2 separate regions of the Homo sapiens genome follow, and region 1 is linked to region 2. The links are chromatin contacts, found by Hi-C in ENCODE. All regions are on one chromosome and are shown on one strand. Each heading gives the region's core, a stretch centred on a gene start or an enhancer-like site at or near the end of the contact. The rest is flanking DNA. Distances are from core to core; before and after follow the strand shown.

Region 1 (6,876 bases), core at 3,537-6,036, 350 kb before region 2:
GGATCATCAAAAAGGTCTTTCCTCCTCATCTTCACATTGAGTAGGCTGAAGAGGAGGAGGAAGAGGAGGGGTTGGTCTTAATCTCTCAGGAGTGTCAGAGGTGAAAGACAATCCATGAATATTAGAAGATATCAACAAACAACAAAAATGAAAAATTAAAAAAAAAAAGAAAACCCACAAATAAGTAGACCTGTGCAGTTCAAACCTGTGCTGTTGAAAGGTCAACTGCATACTGTCCTAAATGATAATTGCTTAATTTTACTGGCTTTTGAGCTTTATAAGGTGATATTACACAGTATGAGGACTTCTGAATTTCCCCCTCAATTCTAAGATTGATTTATTCATGCAGTTCAGTATAGCTTTATTCATTTTCACTGCTCAATAATATTATATTCCAGTCTAATTTATCCATTCTTTTGCTGGTGGAGAATTTTTTTATTCCATTTTGTTACCAAAAAGAGTGCTGCCATCAACATTCTCATACAAGTCTCCTGGTATGTATGTAGAAGAGTTTCTCTAGGGTATATATGTAGAAAGGAGTTGCTGAATCACAAAATAATTTTCAGGATAATTTTTAAAGAGTTCTGCTTGATCCTGACCACTCTGTCCTGAGTCTCAGCTTCCTCATATTGAAAAACAAAACAAAAACTTCTATGAAGATTAAATGATATGATGTATTTGATTTATTTATTTTTAATAGAGACAGTGTCTTGCTCTGTTGTCCAGGCTGGGTGTAAAGGCCCAATCATGGCTCACTGTAGCCTCGAACTCCTGGGCTCAAACCATCCTCCCACCTCAGCCTCCTGAGTAGCTGGGACTACAGGTGCACACCACCATGCCTAATTTTTAAATTTCTTGTAGAGAAGGGGGTCTCACTATATTGCCTAGGCTGATCTTTAACTCCTGGGCTCAAGTGATCCTCCTGCCTCAGCCTCCCAAAATGCTGAGATTACAGGTATGAACCATGGTGCCAGGCCAAGACAATGTATTTTAAAGTGCTATTAAGGCTGGACACGGTGGCTGACACAGTGGCTCATACCTGTAATTCCAGCACTTTGAGAGGCAGAGGCAGGCAGATCTCATGAGGTCAGGAGTTCAAGACCAGCCTGGCCAACATGGAAACCCCGTCTCAACTAAAAATATAAAAATTAGCCAGGCATGGTGGCGTGTGCCTGTAGTCCCAGCTACTCGGGAGGCTGAGGCAGGAAAATTGCTTGAACCCAGAAGGCGGAGGTTGCAGTGAGCCGAGATCGCGTCACTACACTGCAGCCTGGGCGACAGAGGGAGACTCCGTCTCATAAATGAATAAATAAATAAATAAATAAATAAATAAATGCTATTAAAACCATAACAGTCTCGGTACCGTGGCTCATGCCACGGTAATCCCAGTACTTTGGGGGGCTGAGGTGGGAGGATCGCTTGAGCCCAGGAGTTTGACACTCACTTGGGCAACATAGTAAGATTCCATTTCTACTAAAAATAAAAAATTAGCTGAGTGTCGTGGTGTATGCCTTTAGTCCCAGCTACTCGGAAGGCTTAGGTAGGAGAATTGCTTGAGCCTGGGAGGTGCAAGATGCAATGAGCTGTGATCATGCCACTGCATTCCAGCCTGGGCAACAGAGTGAGACCCTGTCTCAAAAACACCAAAACCAAAACTTAAAAAAAGAAAACATGGCCGGGCACTGTGGCTCATGCCTGTAATCCCAGTACTTTGGGAGACCGAGGCGCGCAGATCAAGAGATCAAGACCATCCTGGCCAACATGGTGAAACCCTGTCTCTACTAAAAATACAAAAATTAGCTGGGCGTGATGGCATGTGCCTGTAGTCCCAGCTACTTGGGAGGCCGAGGCATAAGAATCGCTTGAACCCAGGAGGCAGAGGTTGCAGATCGCACCACTGACTACAGCCTGGCAACACAGCGCGACTCAGTCTCAAAGGGCATAGTGGTGTGCACCTGTAGTCCCAGCTACTTGGGAGGCAGAGGCAAGAGGATTGCTTGAGCCCAGGAGTTTAAGGTTACAGTGAGCTATGATCAGGCCACTGCACTCCAGTCTGGGTGACAGAGGGAGACCCTGTCTCTAAAAGAAACAAAAAAATCCCAAGCCCATAACATACTATACAATGTAAATTAATGTTATTAAAATAGGATAACAAAATCAACCCAATCTTAACAGAGAAGCAGAAGTGTACTACCAGTGGGAGACTGGAGATAACATTTATTGAATCATTACTATTTTTGCGGCATTTTGGTACCTTATTTAATACTCACAACAGGCTGGGCGCGGTGGCTCACGCTTGTAATCCCAGCATTTTGGGAGGCCGAGGCGGGCGGATCACGAGGTCAGGAGATGGAGACCACGGTGAAACCCCATCTCTACTAAAAATATTAAAAAAATTAGCTGGGCATGGTGGCGGGCGCCTGTAATCCCAGCTACTCGGAGAGGCTGAGGCAGGAGAATGGTGTGAACCCGGGAGGCGGAGCTTGCAGTGAGCTGAGATCGCGCCACTGCACTCCAGCACTCCAGCCTGGGTGACAGAGCGAGACTCCGTCTCAAAAAAAAAATACTCACAACAATTTTAGGGGGAGGTATTATTTTCACTAATTTATGCATTAAAATACTGAGGCTCAGAGATGTAAAGTTACTTGCCTGAGATTACACAGCTAGAGATGGAGCTGATGGTCAAACAAGGCATGGCTCTATCTAAGAGAGGTTTAAAAATACCCTAAGTACAATGCTGGTTTACAAAGGATTTTGACCACCGGGCACGGTGGCTCACGCCTGTAATCCCAGCACTTTGGGAGGCTGCGCCAGGTGGATCATTTGAGGTCAGTTCAGAACCAGCCTGGCCAACATGGTGAAACCCCGTCGCTACTAAAAATACAAAAATTAGCCGGGTGTGGTGGTACACACCTGTAATCCCAGCTACTCGGGAGGCTGAGGCAGGAGAATTGCTTGAACCTGGGAGATGGAGGTTGCAGTGAGCTGAGATTGCGCCACTGCACTCCAGCCTGTTCGAGAGACCAAGACTCTATCTCAAAAACAAAAACAAAACCCAAAAACTTTGAGCCCTCAGATCTCCATGTGACATCTCTCTTTTTGTCTATGAGCCCAGGACCCATTCCTTTATCCACAGTCACACATTTTGAGATAGAACTGGCTCATGGGAAGAAAAGATGGCTTAAAGAGATACTGAATGTCTCCAGAATGAGCTAAGACTTTGATCCTAGGGCTTACCAAGGTAAGACGGCAGGTTTAAGCCTGGAGCCTTCAGAGAGATGCCTGTGGCTGAAACACCCCATACCAGCACAACATGTTGCCATCTTCATGTCAACTTCTCTCTTTTTCTTGGTTCTCTTATTCCTTTTTCATTCCTTTTTAAATTCAATAAACATGTTTAAAAGTCCTGTTGAAAGCAGGAACTATAGTAGGAGATATTTAGAACGCAAGCCTGAAAAAGACCTATTCCTTATTCTTTAGATCAATCTAGTGAGAGAGGCAGATATATACAAAAGTATAAGTCAAGGCAGATTTTAAAAAATTCAGCAACGGAATACAACAATGAACCAAGACTTTCACATAAAGGCAATGTCTTGTAACGAAAAATGCCAGGCTTTGGAATCAGCTCTGAAGCTGGCATGTCAATTTAGCTCCGGCCAATTTAAGGGCTTAGCCTTGGTTTCTTACTGATAAAATAAGAGTCATTAAATTTAGCTTTATAATTCTAATTCCAAGATCGCTTTGAGGACTACTCATAGTGTAATAAAGTTCCTAGCAGTAGTTGATACTTAATAAACAATGGCCATTATTACTCAATCCTCAAAGGAGGAAGGTGGAGCAGATAAAGTTACTCCCACTCCCGTTTACAAACGAGGAAGCTAAATCTGTGACATTAAGCAATTGTTCTGAAGACACCAAAGTAGCAAATGAAGACGCCAGCCTAAACTCTGATTTTCAGATCTTTTAAATTCCAACACCCCATACCAGCACAACAACCTTTTAAAAACCACTGTTTTTTTTTTTTTTTTTTTTTTTTTTTTTTTTTTTTTTGAGACGGAGTTTCACTTTTGTTGCCCAGGCTGGAGTGCAATGGCGCGATCTCGGCTCACTGCAACCTCCGCCTCCTGGGTTCAAGAGATTCTCCTGCCTCAGCCTCCCGAGTAGCTGGGATTACAGGCCCGCGCCACCACACCTAGCTAATTTTTGTATTTTTAGTAGAGACGGGGTTTCTCCATGTTGGTCAGGCTGGTCTTGAACTCCCGACCTCAGGTGATCCGCCCGCCTCGGCCTCCCAAAGTGCTGGGATTACAGGCGTGAGCCACCGCGCCCGGCCTAAAAACCACATTTTTACTGATCTCATGCTTTTCTGTTCAAATGCATTAGAGAGGATGCCGAAGATAAAATGAATATACAGGGAAGTGGGACTTATGCAGGGTCTTGACCTCCGGAGAGGTGAGTTTAAGGAGACAGGAGTATGGGCAGGAGCAAGCGCACACACGTAAGGAGCGTTTGGGAAGCCGTCAAGAGTCCGCCAGGGGTGGAGTGGGTTCATAAGGCTAGAAGAAGGGCTCCTTCCATGGCTCAGGGTGACGACTTGATGGGTAGCGAATACCAGAACTCTGGTAACTACACGGATACACGTTTAAACCCGGACACTTGCACGCCGGGTCCTCCCCGTGATCGCCCAGCCCATCTCGGGGGCAGAGCCGTGGCGCAGCCCGCCTATCATCGCTGCCGAGACTGACGCGGTCTCTTCTTTATAGGCGAACGACAGCGTGACGTCATGTTCGCCGGGCAGGCGAGGAAAGAGGACGCCATGATTGGTTGGCGCTGGGGCGGCGGACGGTGGAAGGGCCTGGCGAGTCTAGGTTTTACGCCTGTGCTGGACTTTCTCCTTCCATGTTTCCAGGCCGTGGGGGGCTACAGAGGGCGAGAAGTCGGCTCAGCGGAAACCTGGATTTGGTTCTAAGCCGTGGGGTTGAGAAGGGGTGACCGGAAGTGATCGTGGGACTGACCGGAAGCGAGGCCTGGAGGGGAAAGAGAGAGCGAGACCTGGGAGGGAGGGGGCCTCCAGCAGAAAGGGGCGGGGGAAAAGGTGCAAAAGCAGCGTGGGAGCGCCGGGCTGGCTTCCTGCGGCTGCTGCTGGTCTGACTGGGAAGCAGCAAGCCACCACTACGAACTCTCAAGAGGAGTGGGAGTGCGGGAGTCCAGAGCTGCCTCTGGGAAGTCTGCAGTAGTTGAGCAAAGGGGTCCTCACGTTCCTGAGAGCTGGGCAGGGGGGATTTTGGAACCTGGGGCAGCCAAGAACGAGCAGCCAAGGGTACGGGAGATTAGTTGTGCACAGAGCAGTGCTGGTCGGGCTTGGGGGTGGCTGGTGGGCACTGCGTGGGAAACCTTGGTTTGTAGTTTTCTTGGTTTGCGTTACTCCTGTTGGGTAGAATTACCCTCCGCGCCTTTGTACAAGACACGGTGTCTCCTGGGGCAAGGAAGGAGCCAGGATGGCCTGGGCTCTGAAGCTGCCTCTGGCCGACGAAGTGATTGAATCCGGGTTGGTGCAGGACTTTGATGCTAGCCTGTCCGGGATCGGCCAGGAACTGGGTGCTGGTGCCTATAGCATGAGGTGAGTGAGATTTTCCCAGACCCTACACCTTCTGAATAACAAAGGCGGATAGACACTAAGAAAAGGGGTTGAGTGGGAAGGAGGTGTATAGAGTTTTAAAAAGCTGTTTACGATTGGGGAAAAGGGACTTGTTCTTTTGTCGCTTTGAGTAGTTAGTGTTGTGGAAGAAATGGAAAAAGCGATTGTAGGCGATATGAAGCCTGTGCAGAATCAGTGGAAGAAGGAAGTGGTCCCTGATTAGTAACCAGATGAATGTTGAGAGGCTTTTGTGCCAATGTGGGAGACTTGGGGACTGATGGTGTATGTGTGGGTAAGTCTGACGTTGTGTGAAGAAGGGTTACATATAGCATAGGAATGGTATCTAGGAAGTTGGGAAATTGGGAGCTGGTGCTTAATGATGAATATTGGTTCGTTTCTTGTTGGAAAGATATGGAAGTCCTTGATGAAGAAGTCCGTACAGCTCTATCTTACCACTAGCTTGCTTTAAGACTTTACTTAATTCTGGGATTTCTGACTTTTAAAACATAAGCTGTGAAATGAAAAAGTGACGAAGAAAACTTAAGATGCTTCTGGATCTTTATGTATCAAGCCAGTTGTTGATAACAGATGAAAAATCTCCTTTCGGCCGGGTGCGGTGGCTCACGCCTGTAATCCCAGCGCTTTGGGAGGCTGAGGCGGGCGGATCACTTGAGCTCAGGAGTTCGAGACCATCGTGGCCAACGTGGTGAAACCCCGTCTCTACTAAAAATACAAAAATTAGCCGGGTGTGGTGGCGCGGGCCTGTAATCCCAGCCACTCGGGAGGCTGAGGCAGGAGAATCGCTTGAACCCGGGAGGCGGAGGTTGCAGTGAGCAGAGATGGTGTCATTGCACTCCAGCCTGGGCAACAAAGTGAGACTCCATTTGAAAAACAAAGCAAAACAAAACAAAAACTCCTTTGAAAGCAACATTATTGCCTATATAACTTGTTGCATGCATTGGCTGCTTCATTCCTCCAGTATAGTTTATTTCATTTATAGATGTGTAAGAATCCTGTATGGAAATGTTGAAACAGCTGCATCTTAGGGGTAGATGGACTATAATTGGGTTTCCTAATGCATTATTAAGACTTAATCTAAATAAGTGAGTCAAGAGACTAGAACTTAACATTTTCATTGGGTTTATGAGTTCATAGGGGAAAGATGCTTTTTAGGGGGAAAGTAGATGCATTTTTCATTCTGATAATGAGATCTTTTAAGAGTTATATAAAGTTCCTTT
Region 2 (6,885 bases), core at 527-3,026:
ATGAAATTCAGTATATCTATTAGGTCAAGTTTACTCATTGTTCAACTCCCCATCTTAGCTGATATTTTCCTGCCTTTTATATCAATTATAAGAGAGCTATGTTAAAAATCTACTAAGATTGTAGTTTTAAAAAAATTTCTCATATTTATTTTGCTTAACATCCAGGTCCTGTATTAGGTGTGCTGAAGTTTAGATGTGTTTTATCTTCTAGGTTAATTGAATCTTTTATTTTTATTTTTAAATTTTTTTTTTTGAGGCAGTTTCACTCTTGTCCAGGCTGGAATGCAATGGCATTATCTTGGCTCACTGCAACCTCTGCCTCCTGGGTTCAAGCAATTCTCCTGTCTCAGCCTCCTGAGTAGCTGGGATTATAGGCATATGCCACCATGCCTGCCTAATTTTTGTATTTTTTATTTATTTATTGTTTTAGTAGAGATGGGGTTTCATTATATTGGTCAGGCTGATCTCGAACTCCTGACCTCAGGTGATCCGCCCACCTCGGCCTCCCAAAGTGCTATGATTACAGGTGTGAGCCATGACGCCAGACCTGAGTCTTTTATTTTTTTTAGTGGCTGATTTTGTCCCAAGTAATTATTTTTGCTTTAAAGTCTATCTTGTTCAATATAGTTATGCCAGCTTGCTTTTGGCTAATATTTGGTATAACTTTTTCCATGTTTTTACTTAAAGTACCAAGTCTTCAGCCCTGCTGTTTCCTTATATTTTAGATTTACCTCTTATAAGTACCATATAGTTAGATATTATTTCCTAATTCAACCTGACAATCTTTGTCATTTAACTAAAATGCCCAGTTTGTTTACATTTATTATGATTATTGATACATATGGATTGATTTCTACCATCTTATTTTGGGCTGTTTGTCCCACCTGTTTCTTTCTTTTTCTCTCCTTTCTTGTCTTTTGGATTGATGAGTGTTTTTACTGGGTATAGAATTCTAGGTGTTTGTGCACAATGATAAAGTGAAAAGTTGAGGGCCCTTTTGTTCTCTTTTGTCATCTCCAGAAGCAGAGTTTGAGCTTGTGAAAAACCATGGTTCATATGTATTTGGCATCCTTCACCTACCACAATACTTAGTACATAGTTAATTCATAGGAATTCCATTTATTTTGATTATCTTTGACTACAGCTGGCAAGATGTGGCCTTTTCCTTTTAAAAAATTTATTGCTAAGAACTCTAAGGCAGTTTTTGTTTAAATGTTTTGTAAACTTAGCCTATGTTATTTGCAGCTTTTCTGAATTAAAAAAAAAAATTGGCAAGCCTTTTCCCCAGATGCGGCATTAAATTCTAAGAGCTGTCAGTTGGGCAAAACTTTGATCATTTTGTTCCAAAATTAATTATTAAATCACCATACCTACGTTCCTCACTAAATTTCCTCTGGTCTACTTGATCGTTCATTTATGGAATGATACAGTATTAAGGTACCATTTATAAACTTCTAAAAAAAATACTGCAATCCAGCATGCATTATTTATGGATCTGTGTAAATATTAAAACAGGGACTGGGCTGGGCATGGTGGCTCATGCCTCTAATCTCAGCACTTTGGGAGGCCAAGGTAGGTGGACTGCTTGAGCTCACTAGTTCAAGGTCAACCTGGGCAACATGGCAAGACCATGTTTCAAAAAAAAAAAAAAAAAAAACAGGAAAGAAAAAAAGTAATTTTGGAGTTAGAGCTGTGTAAATCAGTGTGTAAAACTTCTGTGATTTTAAAATGGAGGGTTGCCATCTAGTGGACACATTTAAATAAAACCTTTAAAGTCTTTCATAATAGGTTATGACGCAATGGAATAAAGTTTTTCAGACTCTTCCACACCACACGTAAGAAAGAAGGTATATTCTGATAGTTAAAACAACTTTGGAGTTTATCAGACCTAGGTATGAACCCTGGTTTTCTTATTTACTGTGTAACCTTGGGCAAAGTTTCAAACCTGTCTGTACCTTAGTGAGTTTGAACTCAGACCTTCATTGATTTAACAAAGTTCCCAACTTACAATGGTTCAACTTACAATTTTTTGACTTTATGATGGTGTGAAAACGATACTCATTCATTAGGAAACACGCTTCAAATTTTGATCTTTTCCTGGGCTGGTGATATTCAGTATAATACTCTGGCAATGCTGGGCAGTGGCAGAGAGCCGCAGCTCCCAGTCAGCCATGTGATCAAGAGGGTTAACAACTGTTACTCTGCAGTCTACTGTGTTGCCAGATGATTTACCTATAGGGTAATCTAAGCATTCTGAGCACGTCTAAGGTAGGCCAGGCTAAGCTATGATGTTTGCTAGGTTAGGTGTATTAAATGAATTTTTAATTTACAATACTTTCAACTTACCATGGGTTTATCAGGATATAACTCCATCATTAACAGTAGAGGAGGTCAGGCGTGCACACCTGTAATCCCAGCACTTTGGGAGACCAAGGCGGGTGGGTCACCTGAGGTCACGAGTTCGAGAACAGCCTGACCAAGGTGAAACCCCATCTCTACTAAAAATACAAAAATTAGCCAGGCGTGGTGGCACGTGCCTGTAATCCCAGCTACTCCGGAGGCTGAGGCAGGAGAATCATTTGAACCCGGGAGGCGGAGGTTGCAGTGAGCTGAGATCACGCCATTGCACTCCAGCCTGGGCAACAAGAGCAAAGCTCCGTCTCAAATAAACAACAGCAACAACAACAACAAAAACCACAAACAATAAAACAGTAAAGGAGCATCTGCATTATGAAGCCCTCCAGTGAACTAGATTAGACTGTGGGGATGGTTTCCTAGACTGTGGGGAGATAGCAGAGCACAAAATTAGACAGTCTCCTCCTAGAGTTTAATAAGGGTTGTGTTAGGGGTACTGGGGAGGGACTACTATTAATATTTTAGAGTGGGCAGTTAGAAATTGGGTTTAAATCTTAGATCCCTTAATAATGCTTATATAACCTTAGGCAAATACCAGTCTCAAGGATGACATTAAGACCTAAGTTCAACACGAGCTGTAACACGGCTTCGTTCATCACTTTTTTCCTAGTAATGCTTGGAATAGAAAAGGCCTTCGATAAGTATCTGCTGAATGTATGAATGGCACTACTTTAGCATTACCTGAACACATTTCCTGGCGCCTAAGCACTCAATAAATTTTAGTATTAAGGAAATTACATGACTATGTATATTATGTACATAGGGAACCTTGGACTTAAAACAATTTTAGATTGATACATAATTTACCAGTTAAAAATTGTTATATACACTTACTGAAGGCAGCAAACTGCTGCATGTAACCCTATCAATATTGAGGGAAGGCCAGGCACAGTGGCTGACGCCTGTATTCCCAGCCAAGATCGCCTGAGGTCAGGAGGTCGAGACTAGCCTGGCCAACATGGCAGAACCGTCTCTAATAAAAATACAAAAATTAGACAGGCATGGTTGCGCACGTCTGTAATCCCAGATACTCGAGAGGCTGAGGCAGGAGAATCGCTTGAACTCGGGAGGCAGAGATTACAGTGAGCCAAGATCGTGCCACTGCACTTCAGCCTGGGCGACAGAGTGAGACTCCACCTCAAAAAAAGAAAATATATATATATTTATATATATATTATATAATTTAATTATATATTTTTATTATATATATAATTAAAATATATATTATATATAATATAATATATATTATATATAATATAATATAGATTATATATATAAAATCTATATTATATATAATATAGATTATATAATATAGATTATATAATCTATATTATATATAATAGATTATATATATAAAAATATACATATATTTATATATTTCCTCTATATAGAGAGAGGAAAAGGATCTCAACCACGCAATGGCAGAGAGATACGGTCTCTAATGCCTACCTATGTCTGCTACAAAAAAATTTACACCAATAAAGGGAGATGGTTATCAGAATCTCTCTCTCAAAAGTGGGAGGAGGGGATGGCAGGCACAGTGGCTCATGCCTATAATCCCAGCACTTTGGGAGGCCGAGGTGGGTGGATCACTTGAGGCCAGGAGTTCGAGACTAGCCTGGCCAACATGAGAAACCTCACCTCTACTAAAAACTACAAAAATTAGCCGGGTGTGGTGGCACAGGCCTATAAACCCCAGCTACTCGGGAGGCTGAGGCACGAGAATCACTTAAGCCTGGGAGATGGAGGTTGCAGTGAGCCAAGATTGCACCACTGCACTCCAGTCTGGGCAACAGAGCAGAGCAAGACTGTGTCTCCAGAAGAAAAAAAAAAAAGTGGGAGGAGGGGGTGTTAAATGGCCTAAACCTCCTCCAAATGACTGTCCCTCAAAAATTCCTGCCAAACTCTCCTAGAACAGCCTTCTGAATTCTACTACCTTGAGGTATGCGTTCCTTCACTTTTATAGTAAAACAAACAGTACTTATTAAAAACAGGCCAGGCGAGGTGGCTCACACCTGTAATCACAGCACTTTGGGAGGCCAAGGTGGGCGGATCACTTGAGGTCAGGAGTTCGAGATCAGCCTGGCCAACATGATGAAGCCCCGCCTCTACTAAAAATACAAAAATTAGCTTGGCGTGGTGACGCACGCCTGTAATCCCAGCTACTTGGGAGGCTGAGGCAGAATTGCTTGAACCCAGGAGGCGGAGGTTGCAGTGAGCCAAGAGTGGGACACTGCACTCCAGCCTGGGTGATAGAGCGAGACTCTGTCTCAAAAAAACAACAAACAAACGACAAAAAAACTCTACTTTGTACAACAGAGTAAATAATGTAATGATTATTATGATTAGGTTTTGATGTACTTCGTAAAGCTATGAAATAATTTTTGTTTTACTATAACCTGTGATTTTTCCTTTAAAGTAGCTGTCAAGCCCTTAGTCTAATTCACTTTTTATCAGCTTTATAGCATCTTTTGTGGGAATTTGAACTGCCATCATGACAACTCATTATATAATTCCAAGCCATAATACACATTTTTTGAGACATGGTCTTGCTCTGTCATCTAGGCTGGTGTGCAGTTGTGCAATCACAGCTCACAGTAGCCTTGACCTCCTGGGCTTAAGCTATCCTCCTACCTCAGCCTCCCGAGTAGCTGAGACTACAGGTTCCTGCCACCTTGCCCAGCTAATTTTTGCACATTTTGTAGAGGCAGGGTTTCACCATGTTGCCCATGCTGGTCCCAAACTCCTGGTGCCACACAATCCCAATGCCTCAGCCTCCCAAAGTGCTGGGACTACAGGTGTGAGCCACCCGCCTGGCCTAATACACATTTTTATATCACTACTGTGACCTCATATTTTAATTGGAGAATGCAGGTTTAACCTAGTAGTTGCAATATAATAATTGCTGAATGAATAAATACAGTAAGAATTCCAAAATGCTAACAAATGCCCATTCTTCCTGCTCTGTTCAATATTAAAGGAATATCTTATATGCCCTATATGTGTTTGTGGACAATAATCTATTTCTATCAATATAATATATAAATGAGTAAATTGATAAGTAAAATAGCAAGTTGAACTAAGGAAATAATTTGATTAGTCTTTTGCATTTTGGAAGTCTAATTTCATGTTTGGACTATAATCACTTAAAAATTTGATAAGCCCCACATTGGATTCCAATTAGAAAAACACCCAGGAAAATAATTTGTTATGCATTTATGGAACCATTAATGGTTTGCCCTGACCTGTTTCATACAGCTAGAGTAAGTAACTGGGTCTAGTTAGCAAGGCCCTACACCAGAAGTCTGAAGGCAGCAGAGTTTACAAATATTTGCAGATGTCCAGCTGTTAAGGCACTAAGAGCTAGGCTACCTCTGTTGTAAACAAGCACGGTGTCTACCCAATAATATATTATCATCTGTTGAAAAAGTCTTTTGACATAACCCAGTGACCTCATACCTCCTCATATTCTTAGGCCTAACGGGCCACCAGTTTGAGATTCTGGCTTTACACAAGGTAGTAAGTGATATAAGTAATCCCCCTGGCGATCAAACTTTTTTTTCTTTTCATAAAGTGCTGCCAAGTCAACAGAGTCCCATTTTAAAAGACCCTTCTAATGAGAAATTTCATCAGGAGGGTCAAACACAAATGTATCAGTTAAGTGAAGATTTCTACGTAGCATTAGGATAATTAACAGCATGGCCAGGAGCAAGCTTATCATTCATATACCAAGCATTATATTTTACATTCAGTAGACTATCAAATGTCCTTTAATTTCACAGACAACAATATGATGCATACTGTGTAAGAGCACACAATAGTTTTGCAGTACAATTTTAAACTGTATACAAATTGGAATATAGATGTTAAACGCTGGTGTACTGACAGTATTTTTGAATTTTAGATAAACTGCATACAAAATTTACAATGCAAATATTAGCCAATCTGAAAACGTCCCATAATATAAAAATGATACTTTGAGATGCAAATTTTACTAAACTATATAAACATTTAAAATAATCATTAAAAACTCAACATTAGAATTTATAAAGATCAGCTATAAAAATATATTGGCAGTCACTTTTCTTATAAAGGTACCACTCACTACATTACAAAATAGTCTCTAACATAAAATTGCCTTAATAACTATACTATTATAGAATCTGATAAACCTTACATTATTAAATTGATTATAAAATCTTCTTGGAAAAACTTTGGTATGTATCTTCAGAAGGTTTTTTAAAAATAATATTTTAAGGGCCTGTAAACATTCCATTCTATTAAAGCACAGCAGAATAAGTAATGGATATTCAACTGCATACAGAATATAGACTCAAAAAAACAATTTATTATGTATTTGTAGAAAATCATTACCAGAGTAAGCAAAAAAACCAACTATTTAAAAGTATCAAACTTTTAAACAGTTCTTTTTCCATTCTGATAAAAAATGTTATAAAATCACCATACTCC

Evidence for each region. Hi-C counts contacts between places; a loop is a spot of excess contacts on that map. Pooled maps may share reads with other maps.
Region 1: a map of B cell shows a loop between it and region 2 (11-fold over the local background). The contact joins the promoter of TFCP2 here to the enhancer-like site in region 2. A Hi-C loop is called at or near these places in 3 of 168 maps with a recorded cell type or tissue (B cell, mammary epithelial cell and naive thymus-derived CD4-positive, alpha-beta T cell), 1 of 37 single-sample maps with no recorded cell type and 9 of 50 pooled maps.

What each region holds. Positions count from the first base shown.
Region 1 is chr12:51,171,045-51,177,920 of GRCh38, reverse strand. TFCP2 (transcription factor CP2) reads left to right here and starts at 4,786. Exons shown (of 15, transcript NM_005653.5): 1 at 4,786-5,620. The coding sequence starts at 5,499. It overlaps LOC124902933 (a long non-coding RNA gene), which reads right to left and starts at 3,366. Exons shown (of 2, transcript XR_007063307.1): 1 at 3,238-3,366. RefSeq lists enhancers at 4,464-4,513, 4,606-5,353, 5,454-5,503.
Region 2 is chr12:50,820,407-50,827,291 of GRCh38, reverse strand. It overlaps ATF1 (activating transcription factor 1), which reads right to left. Exons shown (of 7, transcript NM_005171.5): 7 at 6,130-6,885. Among named protein-coding and RNA genes, the nearest start is that of TMPRSS12, 19 kb to the left of the region's middle. Within about 2 kb of position 1,776, at least 3 of the 41 ENCODE cell types and tissues checked have a DNase peak (open chromatin) inside an H3K27ac peak, as active enhancers do; they include B cell, where a contact is called at or near this core.